Linked DNA regions of Mus musculus: regions 1, 3 and 4 are each linked to region 2. A link is a loop called in an ENCODE intact Hi-C map of the cell type or tissue named here. Cell type or tissue: heart. All regions are shown on one strand. Region 1 overlaps Ttll7 (tubulin tyrosine ligase-like family, member 7). Region 2 holds the start of Gm40167 (a long non-coding RNA gene). Region 3 overlaps Prkacb (protein kinase, cAMP dependent, catalytic, beta). Region 4 overlaps Ttll7 (tubulin tyrosine ligase-like family, member 7).

The links. A loop is a pair of places that touch in the nucleus more often than their neighbours do. Peaks named below come from ENCODE experiments on the same cell type or tissue, not always from the same donor. Only the 100,000 strongest peaks of a DNase experiment are listed, where the experiment ranks them.
Region 1: it touches region 2 in a loop (10-fold over the local background); 29 of 42 quality-filtered maps call a loop at or near these places.
Region 3: it touches region 2 in a loop (7-fold over the local background); 25 of 42 quality-filtered maps call a loop at or near these places.
Region 4: a loop joins it to region 2, with 14 times the contacts of the local background. A loop is called at or near these places in 19 of 42 quality-filtered maps.

The regions. Positions count from the first base shown.
Region 1 is chr3:146,911,929-146,919,928 of GRCm38, reverse strand. Ttll7 (tubulin tyrosine ligase-like family, member 7) reads right to left here. Exons shown (of 21, transcript NM_001357217.1): 9 at 6,541-6,699; 10 at 4,140-4,234. Among named protein-coding and RNA genes, the nearest start is that of Ttll7, 64 kb to the right of the region's middle. In heart, a CTCF peak has its summit at 4,898 (motif pointing right); a DNase peak (open chromatin) is centred at 4,908.
Region 2 is chr3:146,341,256-146,349,255 of GRCm38, reverse strand. Gm40167 (a long non-coding RNA gene) reads right to left here and starts at 2,822. Exons shown (of 2, transcript XR_867699.1): 1 at 1-2,822. In heart, CTCF peaks have their summits at 3,881, 5,236 and 5,446 (motif pointing left); no DNase peak of the experiment used is centred here; H3K4me3 peaks cover 439 bases; H3K27ac peaks cover 499 bases.
Region 3 is chr3:146,779,740-146,787,739 of GRCm38, reverse strand. All of the region lies in intron 1 of Prkacb (protein kinase, cAMP dependent, catalytic, beta), which reads left to right. Among named protein-coding and RNA genes, the nearest start is that of Prkacb, 29 kb to the left of the region's middle. In heart, CTCF peaks have their summits at 3,893 and 4,970; a DNase peak (open chromatin) is centred at 6,439; H3K4me3 peaks cover 547 bases; H3K27ac peaks cover 275 bases.
Region 4 is chr3:146,941,823-146,949,822 of GRCm38, reverse strand. It overlaps Ttll7 (tubulin tyrosine ligase-like family, member 7), which reads right to left. Exons shown (of 21, transcript NM_001357217.1): 16 at 5,615-5,817; 17 at 4,595-4,729; 18 at 2,165-2,245. Among named protein-coding and RNA genes, the nearest start is that of Ttll7, 93 kb to the right of the region's middle. In heart, a CTCF peak has its summit at 3,719; no DNase peak of the experiment used is centred here; H3K4me3 peaks cover 475 bases; H3K27ac peaks cover 253 bases.

The sequences.
Region 1 (8,000 bases), 570 kb before region 2:
CTAAGATCAAAAATTCAGGTGACAGCAGATGCTGGCGTGGATGTGGAGAAAGAGGAACACTCCTCCATTGTTGGTGGGATTGCAGGCTTGTACAACCACTCTGGAAATCAGTCTGGCGGTTCCTCAGAAAATTGGACATAGTACTACCGGAGGATCCAGCAATACCTCTCCTGGGCATTTATCCAGAAGATGCCCCAACTGGTAAGAAGGACACATGCTCCACTATGTTCATAGCAGCCTTATTTATAATAGCCAGAAGCTGGAAAGAACCCAGATGCCCCTCAACAGAGGAATGGATACAGAAAATGTGGTACATCTACACAATGGAGTACTACTCAGCTATTAAAAAGAATGAATTTATGAAATTCCTAGCCAAATGGATGGACCTGGAGGGCATCATCCTGAGTGAGGTAACACATTCACAAAGAAACTCACACAATATGTACTCACTGATAAGTGGATATTAGCCCCAAACCTAGGATGCCCAAGATATAAGGTACAATTTGCTAAACACATGAAACTCAAGAAGAATGAAGACTGAAGTGTGGACACTGTGCCCCTCCTTAGAATTGGGAACAAAACACCCATGGAAGGAGTTACAGAGATAAAGTTTGGAGCTGAGATGAAAGGATGGACCATGTAGAGACTGCCATATCCAGGGATCCACCCCATAATCAGCATCCAAACGCTGACACCATTGCATACCCTAGCAAGATTTTATTGAAAGGACCCAGATGTAGCTATCTCTTGTGAGACTATGCCGGGGCCTAGCAAACACAGAAGTGGATGCTCACAGTCAGCTAATGGATGGATCACAGGGCTCCCAATGGAGGAGCTAGAGAAAATACCCAAGGAGCTAAAGGGATCTGCAACCCTATAGGTGGAACAACATTATGAACTAACCAGTACCCCGGAGCTCTTGACTCTAGCTGCATATGTAACAAAAGATGGCCTAATCGGCCATCACTGGAAAGAGAGGCCCATTGGACAGGTAAACTTTGTATGCCCCAGTACAGGGGAACGCCAGGGCCAAAAAGGGGGAGTGGGTGGGTAGGGGAGTGGGGGTGGGTGGGTATGGGGGACTTTTGGTATAGCATTGGAAATGTAAATGAGCTAAATACCTAATAAAAATGGAAAAAAAAAAACGCAGCAATCACCGTCAGCAGCATTCACCGTTGGTGGACAATGATAAATGCAGGATCTGAGCTCCAGACGGGACCCGAGCCAACAGAACCCATCTCGATCTGTTTGTCACTTCATACGTACCCGGTTTGTGGACTCATTCATTCACAAGAATGAGTGAAACTGACACAATGGAAAGAGACATGAGACACAGCAGGGGGTGGGAAGCAGTGAACAGGAGGTGAGAGGGCGGAATGTGCAAAGCCAAACTCAGTGAGCCTGGCCAAGTGCCAGAGAGGCACAGGGAATCAACACTGGAACAGCAGACAAATGCCAGAGAGGCATGGAGGACCGACTCGGGAGCAGCATAGTATTAAACGCTCAGACCTATAGCCCATGAACTAGTCCTAAGTGAAAAGACGAGCATTTCATTTAACCTAATCTAATTCACAAATATTTCAGACCTGGGGGGCTCGTGAGACTGTGGTTGTCCTCTCTGGACTCAGTCTTTACGACTGTGGTAGAAGACTCCCAGGGGATGAAAACCTTTGTGCGAGAACTTGAGCATAGCACAGCTCAGTCTTCTCTGATTGCAGGAGGAAGGAGTTTCTCATTGGTTCTCATTGGTTCCACACATGGGGCCTGAGCAGGGCTCACGTAACACCTGTTCTCTCTGAAGATCACAAGCCTCGTGCTTCAAAATAGTGTGTGAGTTCCCACGCCCTCTGCCTGAGCTTCTACTTCGACAGCCTGAGCTACGGGCTCTTCTGAATTTCCTTAAGATAAAAACACACAGGCTGAAGAGTGGACTTGGAGATAGAGATGGAGGCGTGTCATAGGGAGACGACTGTAGCAAGATCTGAGAAAGCTCTAACTGTGAGGAGAATGCATCAAATTAGAAGTTAACCAGGCCCAGGAGAGACAGCACAGAGCAGAGCAGAGAGGAAGAAACGATGTGACAAGCCTTGCACAATGCAGACTCTGAAAGGGAGGGGAGGATTAACTCAAGTCAAAATAAAGATTGTTATTTATAGTGGAGGATGCTCTGTGTTCCAAACAGCAAGGAAAAGCATCCGCCTCGAGTAGGGAGCGGACAAACCATGAGCAAGAATGGGCAGGAGATGTGGAGAAAATAATGAGAAAACCTTCAGCCTAGCACGGCTTGGAGAACATAGGGAAGGATTAAGATACAGGAGCTATATATAAAGTTTCGTCACAGAAGCTTAGCCCTGGTATTTAACAATACCCCATTTGGGGTTCCTAAGAAGAAAGACAAATTACTTAAGGAGAGAAAAGCTCCCTCTGGCAGTTAGGTGGGAAAACGGAGCACTCTGGAGTCATACAGCAGCTCTGCCTGGGTGAGAATGAAGTCTGTAACACTGAGTACAAGGCAAGAAGTCCCCATGGTTCCTGATTTAAGTCACTATGATGTGCTCAGCACAAAACCAGCTCAGAAACACACGTGCCGTGTGCCGTGGTGCCCTCCACGGAAGAGGGAAGCCAGGTGTGCAGCACGCGAGTGCTCTAAGTATTAAAACCTGTGTTGCGTCCTGTGGAGAACAAGAAGGTATGCATGGAAGAACCTCCATGCTCATAGCGTTAGCAATGTCTTGCCCCTTAAATGATCTGACCTCTGAAATGACCGAGAATATCCACAGATAACTTCTGAGTCAGTATCATCCTTTGTAAAGCTAAAGATGCACCAGGGACACCCGTGGGTTGAACATGTGGCGCTGTTACATTTGAAAATTTCACGTAGAAAGCATCGCTGACATAATCTAAAGTCACGGACAGGGTACAATGCAGGTACGTGCACCTTCTGCCCCGCAACAGAAGCCAGGTGCCAGACGTCATGTCATTTTCTCGTCTTGCTTTCCCAGATAAAACTAGGTCTCAATAGCAACTGCTAACTGCTAGCAAATACTTTAAATAAAAGGATTCCTTAATGTATTCCATAACCTTTCAAGACATCATTGATTTAAAAAAAAAAAAAAAGGCGTAAAATCACTGGTCCATCTTCAGGGCCCTGTAGTCTCGGGTGCCATGAGCTGTGTTTCCCAAGGCAACAGTCGGGCACACAGCACAGAGCAGCTAGGTTAGATAGCTTCCTCTCTCTCTCTTTTCATTTTCCCTTGAGGACACAGGTTTGCTGTGTGTATCCAAAGCTGGCTTCAAACCCGCAATCCTCCTGCCTCCTCTAGTCAATCCCTATCAGAATGGGTCAAAGCCGTTCCTGTGTGATAGCATAACAAATACCGGGCTCCATGGCCCTGCGCCCTCCAGGCGGCTCGCCCCTGCCCCGGCATGTCTCCCCTCAGATCTTTCTTCCTACTGTCTGCCAGCTCATCTCAGAAGCAATGACATCTTTTCTCTTTTTATGGAAGCCAGACAGAGAGGAAAGACCCATGAAGGCAGAAATCCGTTATAAGGTTTCCCAAGTGGCTCTGGTGTGTAACTTTTCTCCAAGGAGAAGGAAGGTAAGTCAGAGGGTCTCCTACCACACCAACACCACGCCAACCTTGTACTTGATGGTAAAGACTGTGATTTAATGCAGTTACCACAGGTGCATAGGGCTGTGTGGGGCAGCAAACGCAGTGGACACAGGGAGATGAAAAGGTGTCTTAAAACACCGTAGGTTTGCAGGATAGCATGAAGAAAGCCGAAATGAAAAATACAAAATATAAGAGATTCACAGTGCAAAGTCAGTTTCTCACATGAGTGACTTATCTGTACCAAAGGTGGTGAGCCCCAGCCAGTGGGGCAAAGACTCACCTGATGTGTGTGGGACCCAGTGAATGTGGAGAAAGCTCACCTTGTACTTGAGGGACCCCAGAGAGTCGGATAATGCTCACCCAATGTTTGGGGGAACCACAGCAAGCAAGGAAGAGGGTCATCTGGTGTTTGAGGGAGTTCCACAAGTGGGGGAAAGGCTCACCCAATGTTTGGGGTACCCTAGCAAGCAGGAGAAAGCTTCACCTAATGTTTGGATGACCCCGGCGAGTGGGAAGATGTCTCACCTGATGTTCAGCAGCTTCAGCGCGTTTAGCAGAACCCCCCTTTTAACATCATAATCGATTTTCTGATCAGTTCCAAAGCTTGGGGCTCGATTAATCTGAAAATTACAGAGAAAACAATAAGCTCGGTTGAACGTTGGAGATCAACACCTAATCCAGTTGTGTTTCATAAATGTATGTGGGATTTCCAGTCATGAATCTCTGAGCTCTCTATGGAAGATGCTCTGGACCTCACCGCCATACCTGTCTTTCCATTACCCTAGGGAAAAGAACTATAGAAAACCATAAGCAAACATCTACTTTTCCACCCACAGGCTTAGTGTTAATTGCCAGCATTAAGCTGACCACTCTCTTCAACCACTGACTCTTCCCATCAAGTCTTAGGAAAGTTAAATGCAACTTACCTTGTAAGTTGGGAAGACCCATAATAGAGAGATTACCAACATAGTAATAGCAACACATGTGTGTATGCTTAGGATGCAGGAACCACCAGCTCCCTCGGTTCACCACCCAAGATCTTCCTGATGAATTCTATTGCTTCCTAAAATATAAATTTAGTTTCTCTCTACCTAACTCAATAGTGAAGCACTACCCTTCTGCAAGGATCGGGTCAATCCCTAGGAAAACATTCCTAAAAACACACTGGACACAATTTTCCATCCTGAAAATGTTCTCAGTGCTTGGAAATGTCTTAAGTTTGCCGATCATTGCCCAGATTCTACGCAGCTAGAAGTTCTCCTCCTCAGACACGCCCTCCACTTTACTCCACACGGTGGCGCCAGAAGGTCTTGAACGCTGCGGGTGAGACCCACAGCGTTGTCAATTGGCAGCAAGCTCTCAAACTGCACACTTAAGAATCTAAACGTGCGCTATACTCACAGACAGCAATGCTACGGGGTTTTTGTTATTAACTATTCTGAGCTGAGTAAGGTATAAACAATGAAGGATAAGGAGTAAAAATATGTTTATGAGGAGGTTTAAAAAGTCTGTAGAGTCCAGCTGTTCAGTAAGCTGTAACCTAGCTAACTCAAAGCTCCTATGGGCAAAGGCTTTTTACCAAGGTTATGTCACATTTTATAAAGTTCTTATTCCAGAAATCCTTTCATTTCCTCCTTTGTGAAGCATAAGAGTGCCTTCGTTCTTCTAGCCATCAAGGATAAATGACCAGGACAGGCGCAGAGGAAAAGTCGGCAATAGTCAGGGAATGAGTCCCAGGGTCAACGTGTTCAATCTTGGGAACAAAAATCCAGCCCTTCCTAAGACACAGTCAAGGACTCTTCCATTCAGGAATGGCAGATACAGAGGAGCCGAAATGACTCAGACAGGTCTCATTATTAGGGTCCAAGCTGGACTAAAATTCCAGCTAGCAGAAAAATGAATGTCCTTGAACATACAACACAGGCTATTTGCCCAGAATATATGAATATACTTCTCTCTGTCTCTCCCTCACTCCAATTCAAAATGTGTACTTTCCTTCAAAATACGGTTTGAATCACAATCTCACATAGCACTCATTCAGGTTGCTTACAAAAACCTGGAGACTATGATGCAATTTCTTACGTCAAACAGCTACCCTAAGAGGGGGACAAACCTCTGGAAGGAAAGGCCATGGTTGATTCTAGCTTCTGTGGCAGTAGGTTCCTTAAAATATAACTCCTTCTGGAAACACAGTTCAAATATGTGCTGCTTCCCTGACAGATGGCTACAAACAGTATGGAGTAGCCCCAAGAAGGCAGGCTCCTTCTGTGAAGCCAGATTGGGGGTCCCAGAGAGAACATCTGGATGGGGGTCAACTGGACAAAGAAAGATCCTAAGGTGCCTCGGGAGTAACACAGATAGATATAAACGTGACTGGGCAGGACATAAACAGAGATTGTTTGTATATTCTGTACATGGTTCCATATGTTAAGTGACATTTTATAATAAAATTAATAATGACAAGAGGGTACAGGCAGCAAACCCAAAGACACTCGGTTTTCAGAAATATCAGATGGCTGTGAGGGAGGATGTATGTCCCCTGCAGTGTTAAGTACTGGGTACTGAAGAGTGAATCAACAGAACCCTCTCTCTCCATGGAGTACTTAAAGACACAGTAAAGATGGGGGCCAGAGGCAGTGCCCACCCAGAGGAGATACAAGATCCACTGTCCAAGCAGCCAATAACTCAGCGTCAACAAGCCCACTCTACGGTAAAGTGGAGATTCGATAGAAAATCCTATCAGCCTTGGGAATGTTCTGGCCCTGGAATTTTCATTCACTCCCTTCCACATACTCCATTCAGGCCTCATTCCAGCCAGCAAGCTGGGGACACCTGTGCCAAGTACACATATGACAGATGGGTTTTAAACACATATAAGGACTGTGACGGCTTGATTTATTTTGACATTTCTTAGAGAACCCCTTACCTCCAGAAGCCATGGCTTGAGCTTTCTATCCAACAAGATGTCGAACCCCAGGACTTCGAAGCAGACACTTTCGCTCCCGGGGGGCTGACCGGGTCTGCACATCCGGTAGGCGTGCAGGACGTGAGGTTCTGCCACAATCAGAGTCTTTACCACCAACTCCTGTTGAGATTGTGATAAAAGGCATCGGCATGCTTTTTTTGGACATAGTTTCATTTTTAAAAATGACCTAGGGAAAACTAGCATCCTTGGTGGCTTCATGGCGCTCTTTGGCACCGCCCCCCCCCCCAATCCTGCTCTGCCCTCATTCCCCAACCCCAGCTCTGCTCTTTGCCCACCTATCTCTCTGCCACACTCTCTGAGTCTCTCTAGTTGGTGGCACTTCTTCCCACTGAGGCTCTGTGCTGTTCCATCTTCCTGGAGCATCTTCCCTTAGATTCCCATGCCATCCCAGACAGGACTTCCACAACCATCTTTGAAGCACAGGCATGCTTGAAATGCATCCTACTAACTACCTAGGGCATGCAACCAATGGATGCTTTTCTATCTGTTTGAACAAGACACTTGTACTTCTTTTTTTTTTTAACCATCCCAGTGTCTATAATAGGACCTGGCATTGGAGATGCTCAAAAGCATTTATAAACAAAGAAGAAGAAAAGGGAGCATAAGCTAGTTCTGTACAAATGGAGAAGAATTACAAGGAAGAAAAATTTGAGGGAGGGTGCAGCATTCCCCAAATAGCCTTTATTCATGGCACTGGCTTGTACTCCATAAAGGTTTCCCTGAGAACAGAATACATCCCAGCTATCAGTTCCCAGAAAGCACACAGCAGCTCACAATCATCTAACTCCAGGTCCAGGGGATCCAATGCTCTCTTTCATCCTCCACAGGCACCAGCCACATACAGTATACATACATACTCTCTCTCTCTCTCTCTCTCTCTCTCTCTCTCACACACACACACACACACACACACACACACACACACACACACACACGTTCAGGCAAAATACTCATACACATAAAATAAAAACAAGTATTTTTTCCAAGAGGAACCACACCATGGACTAGGGAAAGCAAGTGATTTTCCTGGCTTCTGCTTACATTGGCTTCTTAACTCCTTCTGTCTGAGAACGACAGCAAAGACCTTGACTCTCTGGGTCAGACATCACAGTATGCACCTGTAGTGGCTATTCCTGGTTGTCAACTTGACAATATTTGGAATGAACTACAATCCGGAATTGGAAGGCTCACCAGTGACCCTTATCTGGAGGCTTGGAGATCCTTATCTGGATCTTGGTTTGAAGATCTTGAGCCATAGTGGCTATGGATTCCAGAAGATTGAATCTCCGAGTTTAAGGAACACACCTTTAATCTGGGCTACTCCTTTCATCTGGGATTAAAGGTGTGGTGGAACACACCTTTAATCTGGGCTACACCTTCTGCTGGAGACAATATAAGGA
Region 2 (8,000 bases):
CCTGGGTTCATCTTGCAACAAGATACCACTAAGCTGTCCTTTGTGCCATGCTGAAGTGAGATAGACCATTCTTCCCACGTTTGATCAGCATTGGCCAAGCATTCCCGGTATGTGCTAGGGTGGGGCAGCTCTCATGGACACAGAACTTCTGAAGTTGGCTTTCATCTGCTCCTTCCTTCCATCCCTGGAGCCTATGGCCACCCACTATGCTTTAACACTAGGGAGAGCTGCACCCGGCTTTGTCTGAGTTCTGCTTTAGACTTGGAGCCATAGACAGCGGGAGCTAGGCAGGGCTTGGAGCTGTGTGGTCCAGCCGCTCACCATCAGCCCATGCTGCTGTAGGTAATCAGAGTGATCTTGCTTACTTCACCAAGATGGATCCACCAGAATCTTTCTTGGCCAGTCTGCAACCTTCTTATTTCTGAGAAAAAAATATTTCTTTGATGCCTCCTCAGGAGAATCACCCCCCACCCACGATGTCCCCAACACAAACGATAAACCCTACATCATGCAAAGTAGGACCTCACTGGATCCTAGTTGAATCTGTGTCAGAAGCAGAGTTTACAGACTCCTAATAGTGTGGCATAGCTGGAAGTACGTCAAAAAGCTCTGAGCTCTGGGAGGTTCTAGGTGGTTCTCTGGCACAAATACTTCATGACTTTCTTTGCCTTGTATGTTTGCCTCATGGGTCATATTCCTCAGAGTGTTGCCATCAAGCCCCCCTCCCCTCCCCGATTTTTTTGCTAGCTATGGGAAGATCTGTGCGTACTTAAACTGGAAGAATAATTGGGACCATTTTGATGTGATACCAGGCAATATTCCTATTTGAGAAATAAATTTATGCTTAGAACAAAACTACATTTCAAATAGTGTCAGTGATTTACACCTTCTTGGGCTTCAGAGAAAATCTGAGCTTAACAGAGATCTTCTCAATTCTAGGAACGTTCAGCATTGCCACAGATGTACCATGGTAAGGGAGCTTGTCTCCAGGGTGAGAGAAGGTTCACATAACAGGGCTGCCACTATCACCCTTCACGCTGAAGACGTACACACAGTGTGATCCAACAGCTTCCAGTCTAGTCTGCCCTGTTGTAAAAGGCTTCTCACGTCCACTGTATTGATGGCCTGACCCGCTCACTAATGGACTGTGATGTGTGGTTGGAGAAATCCTGCAGCAGGAGAGGGGAGGAGTGGCCGCAAGCTCAAGACTAACTGGAAGCTGAGACGGCTGCTGGGAAGGAAGGTTTGGGGAATGTGGTGGGATCTACATCCAAGATGTACTACTGATCCATGGAAGCCTGGGGCGCTCGGAGGAGGAGCTGGGCTGTCTGGATGACGAGATGGTGGAGATGTCCGTGCTTGTAGGGAGGGTGTGGAGCAAGAAAGCCCTGTGTTCTTTCTCTCTTTCAGTAACACGGTGTGATCAGGAACAGTGCCACCCTGCTCTCAGTGGAAGGATCTCTGCCATCCCTCGGGAGAAGCTCCCATTCCGGAGATGAAACTCCACAGTCAACTTCATGACACTCTGCATAGTCCTGACATTTCGACTGCATCTCAGTAAGTCCCTTGAGGCACATAAGTGGCCAGGCCCCTCCCCCGAAGACCATGACCCACCAGGTTCCACTTACAGACATTAACTGTCCTAATGGCCAGCCCCAGCTCCTGCCCTATACAGTAAAAGGCCCAAGCGTCAAACTAGAACTCTTGCCACTCCCCACCCTGGAAAGCCCTGCCCCTAAGCAATCCTGTACAACCCCTGTCTACTGCAGTCTGCTGCTTCTCTCCCAAGCAGAGGTTGCCTCCCTCCTGGGGTTCTCCCTCCCAACAACTCTCTTATGTGAGGGTTGTTGCCCCCTGCCACTTGGTGGTATTCTTGGTTCCCAACTCTAAGTGCCCTGGCTCCGAACAGAAAGGCTTCCCTATAGAAGTGTCCCAGCTCTCCTTCAGTTGCAGGCGAAGGATTCCCTTATCCAAGTTCTGCTCTGAGAGGTATCCTAGCAGTTCGGAGACACCATAAAGGAATACCATAAAGCATAAAGCCACGCTGTACAACAAACCTCACACAAGAGATTGTCGGGAGGGAAAAACCCAGGAGGGAGACTGCCTCTGCTTGGGAGAGAAACAGCAGGGAACTAGGCAGAGCACAGGATTTATATATAGGATTTGGGGTGGGGGTGGAGCTTTCCTGGGTGAAGGTTTCCAGAATGAGGATTGGTGAGATTTCAATTCCTGAGCTTGGGTGAGCTCAGGATTGGTGGGTTTTCCTGTCCAGGGACTGGTGGGTTTTAGTGTTTAATGATTGGTGGGTTTCTGTGGAAAGCCCAGGCAGGGATTGGTGGGATTTTGTTTCTTGGCCCTGGCCTTGGGATCGAATCAGGATCAAGTTTGTCCTTTGTCCTTTCATTCTTACACCAACATCCAGGACACCTTTTCATCCAACCTGCAGTACTTACACTCTCTCGACCCTGACGACACTAAATCCACACCTCATTTTATATACATAATACTTCCTAAAATTGGGATCAGTTGCAGTTCGTATCTGTTTCCATCACTGACAGTAAACATCATGAGGGCAATACGGTTTTACTCACTGTTGTACGCCCCTGTCTGTGACTGTGACTGTGACTCACACACAGCAGGTACTTCGTCAGTATTTGACATGTACAAGGAAGAATGATGAAGATCTGTCACCAGTGTTCTGTGCCACATAGTTGGCACTTTCACACTCCTTACCTTCTCTGCCTGTCACTTCAGCCAGCCATCCCTCCCTCCCTCCAATCCATCCATTCAACCATTCCCTCATTCCATCATCCCAACCCATCCCTCCCTCTATGCAAACAACCATCCATCCATCCGTCCATCCATCCATCCATCCATTTATCCATTCAATAATCCCTCCCTCCCTCCATCCATCTAAGCATCCATCCATCAAACTAGCCCTACCCCCACCCACCTGCCAGCCATCCCCCCTCCTTCTCCCATTCCCTTTTCACTTATCCAACACTCTCCTGTGTTGCTGTGCCAATCAATGTTATTAAGACGGGTGAGGCTACCCTGCCTCCGGATCTGAGAGACTGCTGGTGCAGCAGCCATGTAAGAGTAATGACAACAGAAATTGGAAATGCCACAAAGAAGGCTACTCCCCAAATCTCTGCTCTCATAACACCAAATGCTTTGCTTCCCTCGAACTTTTAAATTGTTTCACCCGCAGTGGCTGTGCTGCTAGACTCCATGGCCTAAATCTGTGTTGTGACAGCAGCCATATAAAAAGTATTAAATTGTTATAATACTAAGTAGGCTTTTCAAAATGTTTACACACACCAAAAGCCACAAATAATAAACAATTCACAAAGGAAATGGGGAACAGTTCTGTAGTGTGAAGCACAAACTGTGCAAATTGAATAGCCCCACCCCTCATCCCATGCTTCTCTCTAGCTAAAAATAAAGAGATCTGACCAGAGCCTAAGGTTTCTTTTTCTCCATGAGCCCTGACACGCACAGCCTTCTTTTCTGCCTGGTGCTCAATCCCTCCACCCCTTAGGCTCAGCCGCGGGTCTCAGCCTAATAATTCATAATGAAGATCTTCCCGCACCTTGTATAAACGCAGACTCCATCACTAATGGCACCCTTCCCTTTTCATCCACATCTAACCACAAGCTTAATGTTTCTATTTATTTACTTATCTCTCTTTCTAGACTGTGAACGTCACCGGCTGCTGTTCACTGTGACTCTGTCCCAAGAGGTTTTCACAGTCTCGGCACAGAATAGTCATAAATGCGGTTTAAAGACAGGACTGTTAGGGCGGCTCAAAGGAGGAGCAGGGAAGCCCTTTCTCTGAGGCGCCAGACGGAGGCGTAGGCAGCGGTGGAACCACAGCGACCCCACGCTGCGGTTCTGGGAAATTGTCATGTCCCAGAAAGCGCTCCTCACCAGACTTCTCAGGCCTTGGAGGGAGGGTTATTGGCATTCTAGCATGGCTCTTAACCCATTAAACTTGATTCTTTATTCTTTTCCTTAATTAAAAAATTTGAAATCTGCCCTCGAACATCTCCCCACAGAGAAAGACATTTGGAAACATGCTGTGGCTCAGACTGGCGTTGCTATGGTAACAACCCCGCAACCATTTTGAAATCTTACATTTTCAGATTTCTATGCTTTAAAAATTCCTGCTTACATCTGCAGTTGCTTTTTTTTTTTAAAGCTTTCCTTCCTTCGATTTATTGTATTTACGTTGTTTCACCTTTTAAGTTGTTAAATAACATTGTTCAAATTCCTCAGCTGGGACTGGTGAGGCAGATACACAGCCCTGGAGCCTTCGTGGTAGAAGAGGGCTGCCTCCCACAATTGTCTGGCTTTTACACCTCTGCAAATCAATAAGTGTAAGAAAAAAGTCAAAATTGCCCAGGGAGCCAGCAGGAGGCTGTGCTGCTCAGAGAGAGAGCACACATTCTGGAAGAGTGACTGCATTGTACCCAAGCGTTCCCGAGAAGCAGTTGGAAGTCAGTTAGGTTCTAATCCACTCAGGCCTGGAAACTGCTTTCGCCAAGTCCTGCATTCCTGGCATTGTCCACCCAGTGATCTGCTGCCACCATATTGCGTGCCAGTACTGTGACCCCCGACTGCCTGTTGCACACACTTGTGTCCCATCATTACTCACCCCAGAGGACAAGAAACTACGGGCAAAGGAATCAGAGCATTCGGCACTTAATTAGGACGAGTCTAGCACGAATCCCCTGAAGGCTGCCCATCCCCGCTGTTGGGAGGAACATTGTCAAAGACCACTCTGCTAATGACCAGGGGTCCTTCTGGGTCTGGGAAATCAACTGTTGATGTTGTGTGATGTAGGACACTGTAAGAGGTGGAAGTGTTATAGTGGAAATACTGGGGAAAAAAAAGCCACAGAAAGCTTTCTGATGATTTACAGAGATATGAGATCCAATGAAAAAAGAGTGGGAGGAAGCCAGATGTCTACATCTTCTCACATACAGTCAAGTGGGCTGCCTCAGCCTTCTGGAAGCTTCCTCCCGCAAGGCCCAAAGCCCTGATGTCTCTTTTACTAGTGGTATGATTTTTTTTTACTCCACCCACTTCAGATTTTATTTTTTAAAAATAACAAGTAAGTGACGGTTGTTTCATTAGAGCGCGTGTCTGGTAGAAAAGAAACCCCATCTCAGAATGTACACTGTGAAAGCAGCTCTCTCGTTTTACACTCACCTGTCAGGAGCTTGCCTTGGAGCAGTTTGGTGAATAATTACGTATGTGTGCACACAAACATGCATAGTGAGGTGCACTTCAGCCACATATGATTAGGTGTGTATGATTCAACCTAAGGATCGCTTCAGAGTGCAGTTTATACTGTTACCTTGAATTGGAGTTTGAGTCTTAGGTCCACAGAGATGTGCTGTTTCTGGAATCTGACTCACATCTGCCCTCTACTGGATCCTGGCCTCCCTACACTCCCCTCCCATTTGTTGGTCCATGTGGGGCGTCTACATCAGAGTTTGCACTTTGCCTCAGCCTTTCTGTTGCCTTGCCCTCCAGCCCCACCTTTAAAGGAATTGAATGATGGACATAAGGGATGGAGGCGAATCCTAGTTTTTTATTCTGTGGTGGACTTCGTGGGCTTCTCATTTTTGGTAGTGGATAGAATACATAAAAGCGTATCCCACGGAGAAAATGTAAAATCCAGGGTGAAGTGCCCCAGCTTCAGAATGGCTGTTCTAACCACATAGACATTCATTGAGATACATTGACTTCAGTTCTGGTTGACTTTGGTGTATCATGTTTATTTTATTGACAAGTTATTTTTGTAATGAAGGTAAATAATCAAGGAGATTTAAAGCAAAGCTGTGGCACTGAGCATATTCCTCAGAACCAGTTTATTTAAGGAAGGAGCAGCCCCTCAGTTATTATGGAGTCTCAAATGTCCCCTACCCGCTCACATGCTTGAACTCAGCTACTGTAGCTATTTCCAGAACCTTTGACACTATGGAATTTGTAGGAAGTTGGTCAATAGGGGTGGACCTGAAAGGTGATAACCACTCTGGTTTTCATTAGACTCTCCACTTCCACCCAGCTCTGTGCTATGGCCAGCCACAGGGCACTTCACCCTCTGTCAGGGACCAAGCTACTACAGTCACTATGCTTTATCCACTGTGATGGACTGAGAATCCCCAAAACTGTGAGCCAGCACCAACCCTTCCTCCCTGAGGCTGCTTCTGACAGATACTTGCTCACAACAACAGAAGTAATGAATGTACCTCGCCTTGTCCTACTGTTACTATGTATCCCACTTTGTAACTACAATGTTACAGTCTTCCATTGTGTGCCATTGTCTCTGGACACATTGTATCACCTCTCTCTGGCTTGCACCTCTGTGGGCCATGTGCTCACCTGAGCTTTTTCCACCAATCTAGTTGCCACTTTGCTGTTTTATCACCCAGGCTTGGCTCTTTTAGTACTAGGATTTCCCAGATAGACACAGTCAAACACACACAGTGTATGTCTTGTGTTTTTTTTTTTTTTTTAACTCAAGATAGCTCTTTGCCTTAAGAATCAAATGAGAAAGCAGTGTTTCATTGCAAAGAGGGTGCAAATGGCTTCATGATGAAGTTACATTGTTCTTTGTTTCCAAGTGGAATTTTAAGGTCCAATGACTTGTAGATCTTCTTCCCTCTTCCCCTATCCAGCATTTCCTTCACATTCTTCATTTTTACCTACAAGTCCCTTCATAATGAGAGAGGTCTTTATTTGGGGTGTAGCCCTCTGCTAGACACAGTGCGGGATATGGAAAAGCCATGAGGCCAACTCTTTTAAAAGGGTGTTAATTGGATTTTCCCCATATAAAACCCCCCATAGCATTTTATTTCCTGGCTTCGTTTCTCACAGTCAACTTCATTCGCCCATTTAATGCAATTTGCTTCTCATGATAAGATTCTATTAAGTGATTATTAAGACATTCTGAGTTCCTTCAGCCAAGTCCGCCTATAATCATTACCTACCTCCTGGGGGTGATGCGAGGTGTAATTAACTAAAGCTCACTATTACCTCGCAGCATCCAGAACTACAAACAGAGACCATTTGACACAGCAACCCTCCAGCTCCTGAACTCACTCAGGCAGCAGGCATGGTGCAGCCTGTTCACATTTGCATAAGTCCCCAAGATCTGTGCTGGATGAGAGTCAAGGTTGAGTGGATTATGTGAAAACAGCATACTGGAAATTGCCTGTCTTTATTTATATCAAATAGTATCCCTAAGGGTTGATTTCTTTTCGTTTCGAAACCATATTATTTAATAGTCCTAATCTTAGTTAGTGTTAATTAAAGAAACACATACAAAACTTCCACTGGTAATTGAAATATGCTGGAGCAAATCATCTAGCTTTACCCTCAAGCCTTTCATTCCAGTCTCCCAAATTCCTCATGTATGTGAATCACGGGACTGGCACCCAAAGCCATGTAATGTTGAAAGACAGAGTGGAGGGCCTTGGCAGGGAATAAAAACAACAAACCCACAAATGGTAAGGGATGGCTTCTCACACCTACTCCAAAACTTTCCTAAGAACTAAGATATAGAAATACAGAGAGGGAGAAATAGAGAGAATGAGCTAGCAACAAAAGAAGTGGGAGACAGGAGGGAGAGAGGGAGGGAGGGAAGGAGAGAGAGAGAGAGAGAGAGAGAGAGAGAGAGAGAGAGAGAGAGAGAGTCCAAGCAGCTTAAATACTTTACTAATGAAACTGCTCAATTCAAACACCACAAGTTCCAGGCCCCGGGTGTGTGTGTGTGTGTGTGTATGTGTGTGTGTGTGTGTGTGTGTGTGCTCTCATAGTGAGCTGGTTTAAAGTCCGGGGAAGATGAGAGGCATTTAATTAGGAAAGGGAGGCGAACTGTTTCAGTAGGCACGCAGACAACAGCGAGAAAGACACGGATGGCATCCTTATAATAAGGGATCAGGCAGAGAAACTGAGAAAAGAAGCAAGAGTTCATGGGGCGTTGCAGT
Region 3 (8,000 bases), 440 kb before region 2:
GTATATTCTTTGCCCAGGGAGTGGCACTTAGGAGGTGTGGCCTTGTTGGTGTGTCACTGTGGGTGTGGGCTTTAAGACTCTCATCCAAGCTGCCTGGAAGCCAGTTTTCTAGCAGCCTTCAGAGGAAGATGTAGAACTCTCAGCGCCTCCTGCCCAGTGCCTGCCTGGATGCTGCCATGTTCCACCTTGATGATAATGGACTGAACCTCTGAACCTGTAAGCCAGCCTCAATTAAGTGTTGGCCTTATAAGAGTTGCCTTGGTCATGGTGTCTGTTCACAGCAGTAAAACCCTAACTAAGACAGAAGTTGGTACCAGGCTCTGGGGTACTGCTGTGATAGGCCTGACCATGCTTTTGTTTGGAAGAAAGTGGATTTGGGGACTTTGGATTTGGAAAGCAATGGACTGTTTTAAATGGAGCTTAATGGGCCATCCTAGAAGGAATATGAAAGACTTTGTTGCTAACAGTGATTTGAACTGTGGAAGCCTGGCTCTAGAGGTTTTTGAGGAGAAGAATTTTAGTATGTGGCCTAGAGACTGTCCGTGTGATATTGGTGAAGAATGTGGCTGCTTTTTGCCCTTGTCTGAAGAGTCTACCTGATGCTAAGGTAAAGAGATTTATATTAATTGCAATGACAAAGGAAGTCTCAAAAAAGCCCAACAGAGACTTTGTTCTCTGGTTAAGTCTCATGAAGTGTTTTGAACAAGCAGAGCAAGCTTAGAAAGGAAAAATATAAAATGTATGGTTCAGGTAATAATAAAAGGGCACCAGGAAGTGAAATGCAGCTAAATCCCGAATTTGAGGAGATGAAGAGATTAAGGGAGTGCTGATCTCAGGGTAAGACTGTTTGGAGTTGAACAGGAAATAGTTTGGACTTTTAATCTGGAACGAACTACAATCCAGAAATGGAGAGCACACTTGTGATCCGGCTCTTGGAGCTAGAAGACACAGACTTTTGATCTGGATCTTGAGGAACAGTGGCCCAGGCATGGTGGTGCACACTTTTAATCCCAGAAGTCAAAGTAAATCAGATCTCTGAGTTCAAGGCCTTCCTGAGACAGAGAAAGTCTTAGGTGAAGAAAAGCTTAAATTCAGGCCTTTAATCCCAGCATTCCAGAGACACAGCCATGTAGATTTCTGAGTTAAGGTTAATCTACAGATCAAGTTCCAAGACAGCCAACTTTAGGCATTGAGGGAGTTAGAAAATCGAAAGCTGATAATAGAATAAGGGAGGGGTGGGCATGTTCCAGATTCAGCGGCTTTGGCTATGGGGCTTGGGCTTTAGAGTCAAGAATTGAAGGGACTACTGGGACAATTGCTGCTGGTTAGCTGGAGCTAAGAAATTAGCAGTGATTAAGAAGAGACCAAATCACTGAGGTGAAATATTCTGGTAAATTTTTTTCTGATAGCACAAAGAAGCTGTGTTCCAGAGATACCCAAGGTTGTACCTTGTGCTGCAGCAGGACTTAGTAATGTACCCAGGTGGTACTGGGTTTGAATGTATGAAGGGGTTATGGATAGCAACTGAGGCTTGGCACTGAGAGGCCATGGAAGGCCATTATGAAGGTGCAGCCTTAGTTGCAGTTAATAGCCAAGGCCTGAAGTGGTCATGCAAAGAACATGAGGTTTGCCACCATGAAGAGAGAGTCTATGAGAGGCTATTGGTGAAGCTTAGTTGCAGCGGAAGACCCCAGCAGATTGGAGATGCCAGTACCATGGGATGACCACCAAGAACAACAGAAGCAGTGAAGTCAACCAGAGCCTAGAGTACTACAGAGAGCAGAGCTGGAGATGTGACCCCAAGCCTTTTGGAGGATCATGTGTGGATCCTAGACACTGGAACAAGAAGCTGTGAAGTTCAAGTTGACTTAGAGACCCCAAGATGTTCAAGATGCCAGAGCCATGGGCTATCTGCTGAGGAAAGCTGCTAACAGGGAGTGGAACCAGCTCACAAGAAAGAAGTTTGTTGCAGTCAACAAAGATGAAAAAGGAGTTGGAGATCTGCAGACCATTTTGCCATCAGACTTGGAGATGTAGAGTTTGGAGTTTGCCTAGTGGATTTCCTGTCTTGCCTTGGGGATTACAGTTAAGTGATTGGATGAATCTCAGAAGAAACTTTGGACTTTTAACATTTTTCAGACTCCTGTAGTTTATGGGAACTTTGGAAGTTGGACTAAATGTATTTTTTTATTATACTTTGGCTAGGTATAACCCCCCAGACTCATGTGTTTGAAGAAGCCAATGGGGACTAAGGAGTGGAATCAGACTTTATGAGTATGCTTGGTCCAGGGGGTGGCACTATTAGAAGGTGTGACCTTCTTGGAGTAGGTGTGTAACTGTGGGTGTGGGCTTTAAGACCCTCATCCTATCTCCCTGGAAGACAGTCTTTTCCTGTTCCTTTAGAATAAGATATAGAATTGTTAGCTCCTCCTACACTGTGCCTGCCTGGATACTGCCATGTTTCCCTCCTTGATGATAATGGACTGAACCTCTGAACCTGTAAGCCAGCCCTTATAAGAATTTCCTTGGTCATAGTGTCTGTTCACAGCAGTAAAACCACACACACACACACACACACACACACACACACACACACACACACACACACAGAGTGCAGAAAGGTAATGGAATGGGAGTTAGAAGATTTACACTGTAAGATTTTAAGTTGACTGGCAATTCTGAAGCTTCCAAGTCAGTATGGTATGTGAAGGGACTTGGCACAAGTTGATAAAATAAAAGACTAAGACCCAGGAGTAGATACATATATTCAGCCACCTGAATTTTAATAGGTGCAAATGAAGTTTAATTGTAAATGGATATGTATATTGTTATAAATCTACCCAATGGAATCCTTACTAAAAATATGAGCTATTCAGACTGTGTAGGTAAATGCCAGTCACTGTGCTATGCTACATGAATTTCACTTGCTGTGTAAATCTATATTTACATAACAAGGTCATGGCTGTGTCATTTTTCCTCCACGTGAAAGCATTACATACTAAATATGATCCCATGTCTTCCTTAATCTTCAGACTTCTGTACATAATTTTGCTAGGCCCCGGTGTGTTTGCAAACATAGATACAGATATGAAACTGAAAGGCTTCAAGATCTGTATCAAGATACAGATACAGATATAAAACTGAAAGTCTTAAAGGTCTGTATCAAGGTCCGACCATCTGAAGGAAAGCATACACTGGCAGAGTCTCAGACACTTGGCAATAGGTCCAACAGCCCATCTTGCCCACCACCACTTTCACCTCCCTCCCCAGCCAAAACTGAAACTGACTTGAAAGGTCCTTCTGGAGAGTCAGCTCATGCAGCCTAAGGGCTTTTTCCTCTTCTTGAAGTAGGCGTGGTCAGATGAGCATGGTGCCATAGTCCTGCTGTCCCAGTGCTCAAGGACTCTGAGACAAGGGATCTCAAACTCCAGGCCAGCCTTAGCAACATAACAAAGTCCTGTCTCAAAATACAGTGTTTGAAATATCTGAAAATAAATCTTGTCGGTGTAGTTTGTGTTTCGAATGTTTGAGACCCCTGGTTGAGTTCCCAAATAGCATTGAGGTGGGTGGTGGGAATCACATAATATCAGTGTTGTTATTCACTTGTAAAGACTATAGGAGCCTTAACATCACAAATGCAGATCTCACATGTGGTAAAGTATTTAGCAAATATATTGCTGATATTTGCTATTTCTGTGTGCAAGCCTGTATACCGTGTGTGTGTGTGTGTGTGTGTGTGTGTGTGTGTGTGCGTGTGCGTGTGCGTGTGCGTGTGTGTGTGTTCCATCTCTTGGCATTCACAGCACGTTTACCTTCAGAAACTGCTATTGTTTCTTGTAATTCCAGTTTAGCTGGAGCTGCAGTTGTTTCTGTCAGGCAGTAGATGCCAGCAGAGTTCTTTTAAACTAAAAAGCAAGTCTCTGGCACCACCATAGCAACAGCTTCCTGTCACACTACTACAGACAGATATTTTAAAAATTAAATATTCTATGTTTTGCAAGGTCTTTTGAACAAAAGGAACCAGTTTTATAACCAACAACAAAAAACTATCAAACATAGCATTTTCAAGATACTCAGTTTAAGTTTACCTTTTTGATATAATAATTTTAAATCTTATGTATTTTAGTTAAATGAATCCCTGTGTTGTTGTTTGAATGTGGGACTTTATTTAAGCAATATCAAACAAAGGTCTGGCTAGATGTCTGTTAAAAGGCATAATAGCTGACATACTATGTTTAGTTAGGTTTGGCAAGGAACCACCATGGGAGTCTTATCTGGGGAGGCCCATGCAGCAGAGATGAATGCAGGAGCGTTTTCAGAAATCTACCTTTGCACTTAATGAACAGAAAAGAATGAAATCAAACTTTGACTGTAGAAAACCTTGAAAGGTCCAATAATATCACTTCTATTTTTTTTTTTTTTTAAGAATTATTTATTTATTATATGTAAGTACATTGTAGCTGTCTTCAGACACTCCAGAAGAGGGAATCAGATCTCGTTACAGATGGTTGTGAGCCACCATGTGGTTGCTGGGATTTGAACTCTGGACCTTCGGAAGAGCAGTCGGGTGCTCTTACCCACTGAGCCATCTCACCAGCCCATCACTTCTATTATTAACTATAAATTACTTAATGCTTACTAGTGTATTTACAATTAGAGTCCTGTTATTAACAATAATGTTTTCTAGTATATGGTGATTTTAGTTAGACTTTTGGAGTGCTAAAAGTTATGCTTATATTCTTTATTAATCTTATAGTATATAATAATATGCATATATGTAATCATGTGCTCATGAATTCAAATAATACAACAGGAGCACAAGCTGATAGACAGCCAGTATTAGTGTGACGTGACAAGGGTCGTGGAAGCAGGACAGCTTCTTTCCTCGTTATGTAGCAGTTATGTAGCAGTGCTCTGCTGACAGCGCCACCACTCTGTGCTCAGCATGACAGGGAGCAGAACTCTCTCAGGAGAGCCAGTCAAGGGAACTGAATGCTTTCATCTGTTTTTTGCCTACTGGTCACTGTGTGCCAGACACATTTAGACACTGCAGGCTCCTAGTCTTTCTGTCTTGTAAGATATCTCCACGTGTTAATAGATCACTGATTACACACAGTTGACGATTTTAAAAGCAGCACATTTTAAGGTTGAATGGTTGGTCCTGTAGGTCCTGCTGTATGCTTGTCTACCCTGGTGGTATTACTCCAGAGAGTCACTGCAGGGTTTCAATGGCAGAGCTTTCTGCTCAGGGTCTCCCTGGCAGGCCTGCCTGTGACCTGCCTGGTACTGCTTATTTTATTTAACATTATTGTTTTTATTTATTGCATTAAAATACTTAACAGGAAATAGGAATTCAGATATGTTTCAGAAGGACAAAGACTTTTTAAACGTCTTTCCCTTTCTTTTCCCTCTTTTCCTTTATTTGAACTTCCAAAGAGAAAACCATCAATTTCTGACACGCATGATGTAGACAGGCAAATACTCAAAATCCTTAAATGCTACCTTTATCATGCAAACTGGACATGACTTTTTTTTTTATTGTATGTGATGTTTCTAAGAGATCCTTAAATTAGACTAAAGAAGCAGCGGCCTTCTGTGTTAGGGCTTTGACAGTCATTAGCCAAGCAACAGGGATTCTTTTCTCAGTTAAAATTTCTTGGTATGGCTAATAGCCTATAAAATTATAATAGATGGTTACTATATGATTTCATAATTCCAATCTGATTTCTTTTCCTCAAGCTTTCCAAATGTTAGAATGTTTTCAGATGTTATTTATAGACAGGCACATATCTATAAATAAATTAATTAGGCAGTATTGGTATGCTGTTTCTATAATTTTCATATGTATTAGCCTTGAGTCAGTGAGTTAGCAACTTTGATTCTTTTGAAATTATGAAATTAGCTCAGATTTTTTCTTAGTTATGACATGCTATCCATTGATACCTTTTCATACTAATGTTAATGAAAAGTTAACTACTTATAAAGATTCATACAGTCTGTCAGCTGACATCCTGTAAACTAATTCTAGCGTGTTACTATTTGGCCTCTGGTTATTTGCATGGGGTTGTAATACATGTTTAACTAGTTTTCCACATTGTCAAAAATACTTTTTCTCCTTCTCTGTATATGAACCTTTATAGTTACTGTGTTCATTCTCCTGCATATTAGTATCAGAACACTCAAACCTAGAACCTTTAGCAGATATTGCAAGTTTTAAAGTATGCATGTCTAGCAGAGATGAGGCTCGCTAATGTGCTGTTTTATATTAACAGGAAACAGCCACAGTAGTGGTTTGCAAACCCTGCTGACAGGAAGTTTAGCACATGCATAGCTCTTAGCGTCTTGGTAGGAAGTTGAGCTCCTTCTGAAAACACTTGCAGTTACTTTAAAGTGTAAATGCACGCGAATGGCAGCTCACAAAGAACTGTCCAGTGGCCAGCACAGTGGCACGCCCACCGCCCTCCAGAAGCTGGAGGGGTTCGCTAGCCGCCTGTTTCACAGGCACTCCAGAGGCACCGCACAAGAGCACAGGGCAGCTCTGGAAGATGACGGCCTTCGGGCCTCTGAGCACACTGCCTCATGGGACAAATCAAGTAAGTGGTTTGGTTTTGTTTTTAAACTGATACAGTGTAATTAGCAGCTAAAGTACTTGGAGTTTCAGGATCAAATGCAAAGAATCCAGTTTTGTCTTTTTTTGATTTGCATAAGGATTTTTTTCAGGATGGTGAGAAAGTTCATAAAAAATTAAGTTGAGCTGTTTTGTTCTTTTTTTAAATTTTATAAGTACCTAGGACAAATATCAATAACAAAATATCAGTGTTATTCTTATTTAATTCTATTCTATGTCACATGGTTTTTGTTCTACAGCATAAACAATGATCTGCTTACTTTTACATTTCTTTTATTTATAACTAATCTTATGTTTCAGAAGTGAAAAGAAACATTTATGTATATTGTATCAGGCTTGTCATCTTATTTAATGCATATGTAAAAGTCACTCGGAGTCTTACAGAAAAGGCCTTCTAATAAAAGCACATTATTCTATGTAAAATTTTATATATTTGTCACATGATGAACATCAAAATCTTACATCCTTGTATTTTATATCATGTATAAAATAGATTAAACAAATTGTGTAATATATTACATATCTTTAGGACCTGTTAAAATGTTCAGACTTAGACTGTTGTGTTAAAATGGTTTGGCATCTCTGATGGCAAGAAGATTAAAGGCTGAGTTCACACATAACAGCTGTATGCCTCCATTCCCATATTAGCTTGGACCCTTCCCAGGGAGCATGCAGGGGACTACTAAGAAGCAGCCGTTGTCCTTGGCATTAGAGCTTTTTCTACTGCGTTTACATGGTCATTAAATAGAACTAGGATTTGCCTCCTTGGATTCATGGATTGTAAAGCAGTTAAGTAAGAGAACTCATCTTTAAAATGAAAATGTACATGTAGATGGCTCTGGGGAAGCTCGGGCAACTGTTCTACAATGTCAGACTTGCTTTTTCACTCCTTGAAGCTACTTTAGGGAGATATGAAAAAGGGTGTATTTTTGTACAAAACCATTTTCATCAACATATTCTCTCTCTCTCATTCTGTGTGTGTGTGTGTGTGTTTGTATGTATGTGTGCATGTATATCTGTGTGTGTGTATGCATATATATATGCATGTATCTGTGTGTCCATATATGTATATATATATGTATATGTGCATGTGTCTGTGTGTACATATATGTACTTACGTGTGCATGTGTTTCTCTGTGTGTCTGTGTCTTTCTGCTTCTGTCTGTGTCTCTGAGCATCTCTATCTGCATATGTGTGTATGTGTGCGTGTGTGTTTATCTCTGTCTGTGTGTTTTCACACAAGATCTCACAATGCAGCTGCAGATTCAAGGAATTTGTAGCTCCTCCTGCCTAGCTTCCTGGGTGCTATGATTCTGACCCTGTACCATCATGCCCAACTTCCCAGAAAGATTGCATTACTTCAAGTTATCTT
Region 4 (8,000 bases), 600 kb before region 2:
AGATCTCACGTCTTCCGTCACACCCTGGGGCCCTTCCTCTCCCCTCTGGTTATAATAACTGTTCTTGGTGGGACCAGACCTCGGTTTCCCAAAGAACTTGATACTGCCCCTCCCTGTCAGTGGTTGTTCCAAACTATTGTCACCCATGCGCAAATGAGGAGTCTTCATCGTTAAGGCAGAAAGGAAAAAAAGAAATCTTACTCTCTCCACATTACCACCACTTCATTTTGTCTCTTCCCCCAGCTCTGAAAAGTGTCTGCACCAACTACTGCTTTTTTCCTCTTCGAGACTCACTAATAGAATTCCCTCAGACTGCTCAAAATTTGACTGTGGTCACCACTAACCTCCATGTTTGCCTAAAACAACAGACAGGTTGATGCTCTACCCCCAGCAGCAACTTCCAGCACAGTACATCAGTCTGTGGCTGAGGTAACCTCATGTGGCTTCAGGGACCCCCAACCCCTGCTGTTTTCACTGGGCACCACCTGTCTCTTCTCAGTCCTCTTCAGAGAATCCTCCCACCTCCCCATTCTTACCTGCAGGAGTGGCCCCTGGGCTCACAGGGTCCCAGAAACTCCAGTCTTCTCTTACAAACTTTCGACATAGTCCTGTCCAGCTCTATTCCTTGAAATGCCTTACAGCCTCCACATCCAACCTCAACTCTGCTCTCAAACCCATATGTACATCAAAAACACTCAATATCGTCACTTGGATAGCTAGTCAGTACATCTACCTAGCATATGCAATATCAAAGCACAAAAACAGGGGGCTGGAGAGGTGGCTCAGTGGCTCAGAGCACTTGGTCTTGCAAGAGGACCCACATTCAATTGCTAGCACCCACATGGAGGGTAACACGTGTCTGTGACTTCAGCTGCAGGAGATAAGACACCTCTCCTGACCTCTCTGGGGTCCTGAATGCACATGGCGCAAAAACATACACGCAGATATATACATATATGCACGTAAAATAAAGTAAGCATTTTTTTATGTGTATGACTGTTTTACTTGTATGTATGTCTGTGCACTGTGTGCATGCAGTACCCTTGGAGGCCAGAAGAGAGTGTGTGTCTCCTGGAACTGAAGGTTATGAGCCTCCATGCGGGTGATTGGAATAGAACCTGGGACGTGTAGAAGAGCCACCAATGCTATTAACTGCTGAGCCATCTCTCCAGTCCTTAAAATAAATACTTTTAAACCCACACAACAGGCCTGCAGAATCCAAGCATCCCTCCACACCCTAGCTGACCAGTCCTGCTTCTTGCCTCAGTTGCCCTAAAAACCATCTCACCACTTTCCACTCTATGCCACATTCTCTCTTCTCAACTCTAGTCCCCTCCAGTGGTTCTGAGTCCTTTCAAGTTACTAGTCAGACTACAAAAGTCTCAAACTTTTCCAGTGACATCTCATTTACTAAAGTAAAACTCTTTCTTCTCGAACCCCATAAAGTCTCAATCTGAGCAATGACCCACCATCCAAATTCATCTCTTATAACTACTGTATCACTTATTTTCCAATAAAAATTTATCATGTAAATAGATTAATAAGTAAAACTGTGGTCTATCATCCATATACACATCAAACTAATTTTTATTCCATGATCTTTGTTCCTGCTCCCCGCTCTGCTGACACACTGATTCACAGATATCTGCTGTCACACTACTCACAGATATCTGCTGACACACTACTCACAGATACATGCGGACACACTACTCACAAATATCTTCTGACACACTGATTCACAGATATCTGCTGACACACCACTCACAAATATCTTCTGACACACTGATTCACAGATATCTGCTGACACACTACTCACAAATATCTTCTGACACACTGATTCACAGATCTACTGACACACTGATTCACAGATATCTGCTGACACACTACTCACAAATATCTTCTGACACACTGATTCACAGATATCTGCTGACACACCACTCACAAATATCTTCTGACACACTGATTCGCAGATATCTGCTGACACACTACTCACAGATATCTGCTGACACACGGTCCTAAACCTTGTCTAACATATAATAGGTGCACAGTGTTTGTTGAAGAAATAAGCAAATAAATGTTCATATGTAAACTTGTTCTGAACTTAAATAAACATTTTAGCTTAACGAACATATAAATGGCCAAGTGATCTTCATGTGCTACTCACTTTCCGTTGTTTTACAGAGTCCAATTTTATGAGCCAATATGAAGCCACTTTTGTTTTATAATGCTTCCAGTTATCCATGATCTATTGGGGGAGAGAAGTTAACAAATTTAGGCTAGAATGCTCACAGAGAATAGTGAATGACCCTGTTATCCATGACTGTATTCATCCGTGCAGTGACAGCACTATGAGAGCACTACTTATAATAACAATTCTACCATTCATAGAAAGATACCTGCAGAGATTTAGACAAGTCAGAGGTTCTAAACCTGAGCCCATTTCTTTCTCTCCAGTAAGAGTAATATCACTCAGAGAGTAAAAGCCAGAAATCCTTGGATACACACATTTTAGGTAGGACTCCAACACAGATTTTTCTATCTTTACTCACAGGGCTGTGTTACCCACATAGTGATAGAATATTGAACAATACATTCAAAGTCAGCCTATATTCAATTAGAGTTCTACTAGCCCTTTGTTTTGTATTACCTACAGAATTCTACAGAATTCCTCAGTATACACCCTAGTAATGGATACTGTAGCAAGCATTCAAGTCTGGAACACAGCAGAAATACAGCAAAGAATCTAATGCCTGACATTAATTATTAATTACGTTTCATTGATTGTATAAGCCTAACAATCTTCTTTATGGAAGAATCGCAATAGCCACATACATTAGTGTCTCTCTCTCTCGTTTTCTAATTAAAAACAGCAGACCTCAGTGGAACCAAGGTGATCGCTCAGTGGCTAAGAGCACTCGTTCCTCTTGTAGGGAACCTGGGTACAATCCCTAGCACCCACTTGGCCACACATAGTCTATGACTCCTGTCCTAGGGGCTGTGATGCCGTCCTTGACCTCTGAGCAGCGGGCACACATGTGGTGCACATACACACACGGAGGCAAATATTCAATAAAAGAAATAAATTCGAGAAGAAAATATCAGATCATAAAAGACAGACAAAAATGATGTGCCTGCTTCAAAGTTACTGGCTTTTCTTAGAAATAAACATTATCAAAGTGAGTGGAAACATTTCCAGGCTGGCGATGAAGCTCGTTGGCCAAAGATGCTTGCTGCCAAGTGTAACCTTCTTCTAATCCCTGGGACCAACACACATAAACACACTAAATAAAAAAAAATGTAAAACATATCTATCACAATGCCTTATAAAATTTTCAATTTTCTTTTGTTGTAACAAGCTCCCTGACAAACAGCATCTAACTTTCACTTTTGAAAAAAAAAACAAAAAACAAAACAAAACTTAGCACAAAATTCAAAAGACTTGGATACTTAACGATAATTCTCTAATAACAATAATATGATGCCGTTGCAGATTTTTGCAGCAAGAAATCTTTCTCTTGTTTCGTTATTTCTATGCACTTGTTTCATATCATTGGATGAACAATAAGAGGACCCAGTGAGAGCTTTGGTTCTTATTCTACATATGACCACTAGATGGCGCCTTGTCTTCTGGGGAAAAGAAAATCACAAGCCACCAACCCGACCCTCAAAACGTTCTGTGGCCGATGGATGACCTAACTGTGGGCATTTATAAAGCGTGTTGGGCGGATAAGAGAAACCTTGAGTGAAGAAATGTTCTTCCATCAAACCATTCCCGTGACCTTGGATTTCTTTTTAAGAGAGGAGCAAGTCCTGACTGCGGAGCGTTTGAACATCTGCCACCCAAACGCTCCACTAGGTGGCGGGCGTGAAAATAACTCATCCAGGCTGTTTCAAAACGTGATTTTCCAGGCATCACCTGTAATTCATCTTGACATTTTATACCAAGGCGCTATTTTCATCCTGTCTCTTTTCATCTTAAGCTCTTCAACTTAGTTTTTAAATAGAAGAGTTTACCCTGATATTTCTTTGATCATGAAGAACAGTTATTATTTGATGCTAATTATTCTTACTTGAAAGCCTTATTATATGATAAAATGTTCCTAATAACTAAAATGAATTCTTTTACTTTGTAAAGTTTCTGGGGGCTAAAAGCAATATCAATTACATTTCCTATTCAATCAATTATAATTTGATCAGAAAATACATTTTTTGTATGTGTGTAGATGTATAGGAGGCATGTGTGCATGTACATATGTGTACAATGCACATATATGCTGGTGTTTATGTGTGTGCACATGTGTGTGCATGCATGCCTGTGGAGGTCAGAGGTCAGGCTTGAATGACGTTTCCCTGGGAGCTGCGGCTCACCTCTGGGAACTCTCAGGAGTCTTCCTTCCTCTGCCTTTCCAGTACTGAGGTCACAGCTGCAGGCCACCATGCCAGCTCTTTATGTAAGTTCTGAGGACCCAGCCTAAGACCATGCTGGCTCAGGAAGGGTTTTACCAACAGATCTATCTCCCTGGTCCCAGGCAATACATTTTAATGCTCTCAGAAGAGTAGACAGATGCTCTTTGGATTTTATACAAATACTCACATCTTCTATCAGGAGCTCCGACTCTGCGTCTGACTTCCCCGGAAAGCGGATTCTCATGTCCTTGAGGACAAACAAGGTCTGACTGGTGAGGTCGTCTTCCTGCTCTTTGGTTTTCAATTGCCGCAAAGACTCGTTCTTAAATTTGAAAGAATACAGACACATGGAGGGGGTCTTATTCCACTGTACCAGTATAATGTGAAAGATAGTTTCAGGTAAAAGGGACACATTGTTAATTTTTTAAGTGGACATTTATTTGCGAATGTTTAACATTAAAATGGTTATTATTTGTAAGAATGTCTTTTGTATTTTCTCCTGGTTGTATTTTATCTTGCTCGGGATATAAACATTACCTATGAGTAATTCAAAAGGACTTCCTAATTTGTTTCACTTGCCACCGATTCTTGGATTGGATAGTAAGATCAGTCATCATTATGAAGGGAGTGAATTCAGTTATATCTCCAGAGTTCTCCCACTGGAAAGACTCGTTCTTAAATTTGTTAATGTTAATGAAACAGAGACTTTATATAACTCTCTGGTCTAGCTCCAGCAAAATATAATAAAACCACCGACTTTCTCAATTGTAAATTTCTCTAGTTTATGCTGAAAAGGAGATATTCCTTGTTAATATAATCTGCAGAAAGCATTCTAAACAGCATCACGCCTAGGCTCGATGAGTAGAATTTTTTAAACCAGTTTTTAAACTATTGGAGTCTAAAAGAGGCATTTTCCATACACTAATTGTGCTTGTTTCTATAGGAGATTGAGATATTGCAAGAAAAAGAAACGTGTTTATAAAAACGATTACCAACAACGTTATCCTCCTGCATCAGGAAATGATTACCAACAACGTTACCCTCCTGCATCAGGAGATAGAGAACAATGCAGTTTCCCAGGGTCATGACTGAATTACAGAAGGGATTGGGGGTTCCGTCTCCCCATCCTCTCAGCTGATCCCCTCTCCAACTGCATCGAGTACAGTGTTCCTCAACTTCAGAAGGACACAACCCACTGATAGCTTACCAGAGTGTTGGTAGAGCCGGTGTCACTGCCGTGAGGCAGGTGTCTCGCGTAGGATGAAGCGCGGTTTAAGGAATGTGACCGGGACGCTGACGTTGGTCTTGCTAATGGTATCACTTGTTGAGAAGAAAAGGGGCGCACATCCCCTCTGGAAGGTAAGTGAGCAGAGATGGACCGAGGGCAGCTGACCGAACGCCTCATGGAATCTAGCGATGATGGAGAAGTGGTGCTGTTAGTACGCTTTTCTGCCTAGTAGGTCTCCACAGACTAATGCTTAGACCCCAGTGGTGGCTGGGTGACAAAGGTCAAGTCTAGACACCATCGCTAGGAGAGAAGTTCTGGTGTGTAAAGAACACTTCTGCTGGGAAAACACTAAAGAAGACGTCAGTGCTAAGTTCTCCAAGTGTGATGTTAGAGACACAGAAGGAAAGAGACAAACACCCATGAGCATATAGGTCCTTCTCTTTGATGTCACTCTTATAGAAACCTGGGCAGAAGGGGTGTGTGTGTGTGTGTGTGTGTGTGTGTGTGTGTGTGTGTGTGTGTGGAAATGCAGGAACACATATGCCACAGCACGCGTGTGGAGTTCAGAGGACAACTACAATTTTCAGTCCTCGCCTTCAGCCTTGTTTGAGACAAAGTCTCCTCATCGTTCATCATTTACTGCTGTAGATGCAAGACTAGTCGGACCCCCAGCGTACAGGGAACCCCCTGTCTTCACCTCCAATCTTTCCATAGAGACACAGGAGCTACAGACATGTCACAGCACCCGGCATCATCTGAGTTCTAAGAATCCAAACCTAGGCCCTCACACTTGCATGGCAAGCACTTCACACACTGAATGATCTTCCTGGCCAGGAAAAGGGATTTCTATTGTCTAGACTATCAGAAGAGCCTTCCCAAAGTCACACAGCAAGGTGGTGGCCAAGGTCAGCCAACACCTCAACCTTTTGAATGCTAAAAGCCTCCGCTTCTTTGTAAGTCCACAATGCTATCTACTAACCTTGGGTTAAAACTAGCTATTAGAGTCTCTGTGTAGGTCAGAAATTAACCATTTTAAAGTATCACAGAAAAGAAGAAAACAGAACAGAGAGTGGCCAGGGTAAATAGATAAGGGACAGAATTCAGGGCTTCTTATGGAAGTCACAGAACAGAACAATATGAAGGTTATTCTAATGTAAATAATAATTCACTATTAAAAGGGCTGCAGCAAAATTGGTAGACTTACACACACACACATACACACACACACACACACACACACGGAGTGGGGGAGGGAGGGAAGGAAAGAGGGTGGGAGAGAGAGAGAGAGAGAGAGAGAGAGAGAGAGAGAGAGAGAGAGAGAGATTTCAATAGCAAAAGATTTAAGTGAAGAAAAAAATGAAGTCAAAGAATAAGACTGTTATCAAAATAAATATCTAAAAAAATCATCAAATATTTGCCCTTGTGCATGCTGGGAACACTGATGAAAGAGAAGCAGCATCCCTGGTAAGCTGTGGCTCCAGACCTGGAAAAAAGAGAGTTGCTCAACACCACCAGCATTTTAATCTTTTCTTCTGCTCATTTTTCTAGATCCTCTATCCTGGGTTTGTTCTCTGCTTGGAGAATATGTCAATCTCCATTAGTTAAATAAATTACTAAAACTCACATGAAGCCGGGTTGCATACCCAAAGGTCTCTCTTCATCAGCTGTTGAAAAGAACCCAAAACTTCATAAATGTGATAGATATAAATGTAGGTTTAGATGAGCACTCCTAAAAGATACTGTGAGTGTGTGGTAAATGTAGTATTGTTTCTTTATGTTCTGGGGAGAATAAAAATACATACTCATCTAAGCTTTAGAAGATGCTGTTTAAAAACAAAAGACTTTTGCTGCAAGTCTTAGCATCTTTCTGTATTTGTAATGCACAGCACTTTTTAGACGCACACTATATGGGAACATGTCACTGGTCAGTCTACCTTTAAAAGATATTAGTTACAAAGGTCACATAATTGACATACAACAATACAAAACTCATGGAAGGAGGAAGAAGAAGAAGAAGAAGAAGAAGAAGAAGAAGAAGAAGAAGAAGAGGAGGAGGAGGAGGAGGAGGAGGAGGAGGAGGAGGAGGAGGAGGAGGAGGAGGAGGAGGAGGAGGAGGAGGAGGAGGAGGAGGAGGAGGAAGAGGAAGAGAATTCTAAACCATATACTCCCAGCTACACTGTTGGTCTTTCTTTACAGGTCTTAGGTAAGGATTGAATAATGAGAACCTGCTCGTGGGGTAGAAGGAAAATATCATCGTCTCAGTCACCTTACTTTCTCCCTTATCACCTACATACCTGGAAATTCAGACAAGAAAACTAAAGTAGTTAGATACACCGGTGATTCTGAGTAGATTAGGTTGTGACTT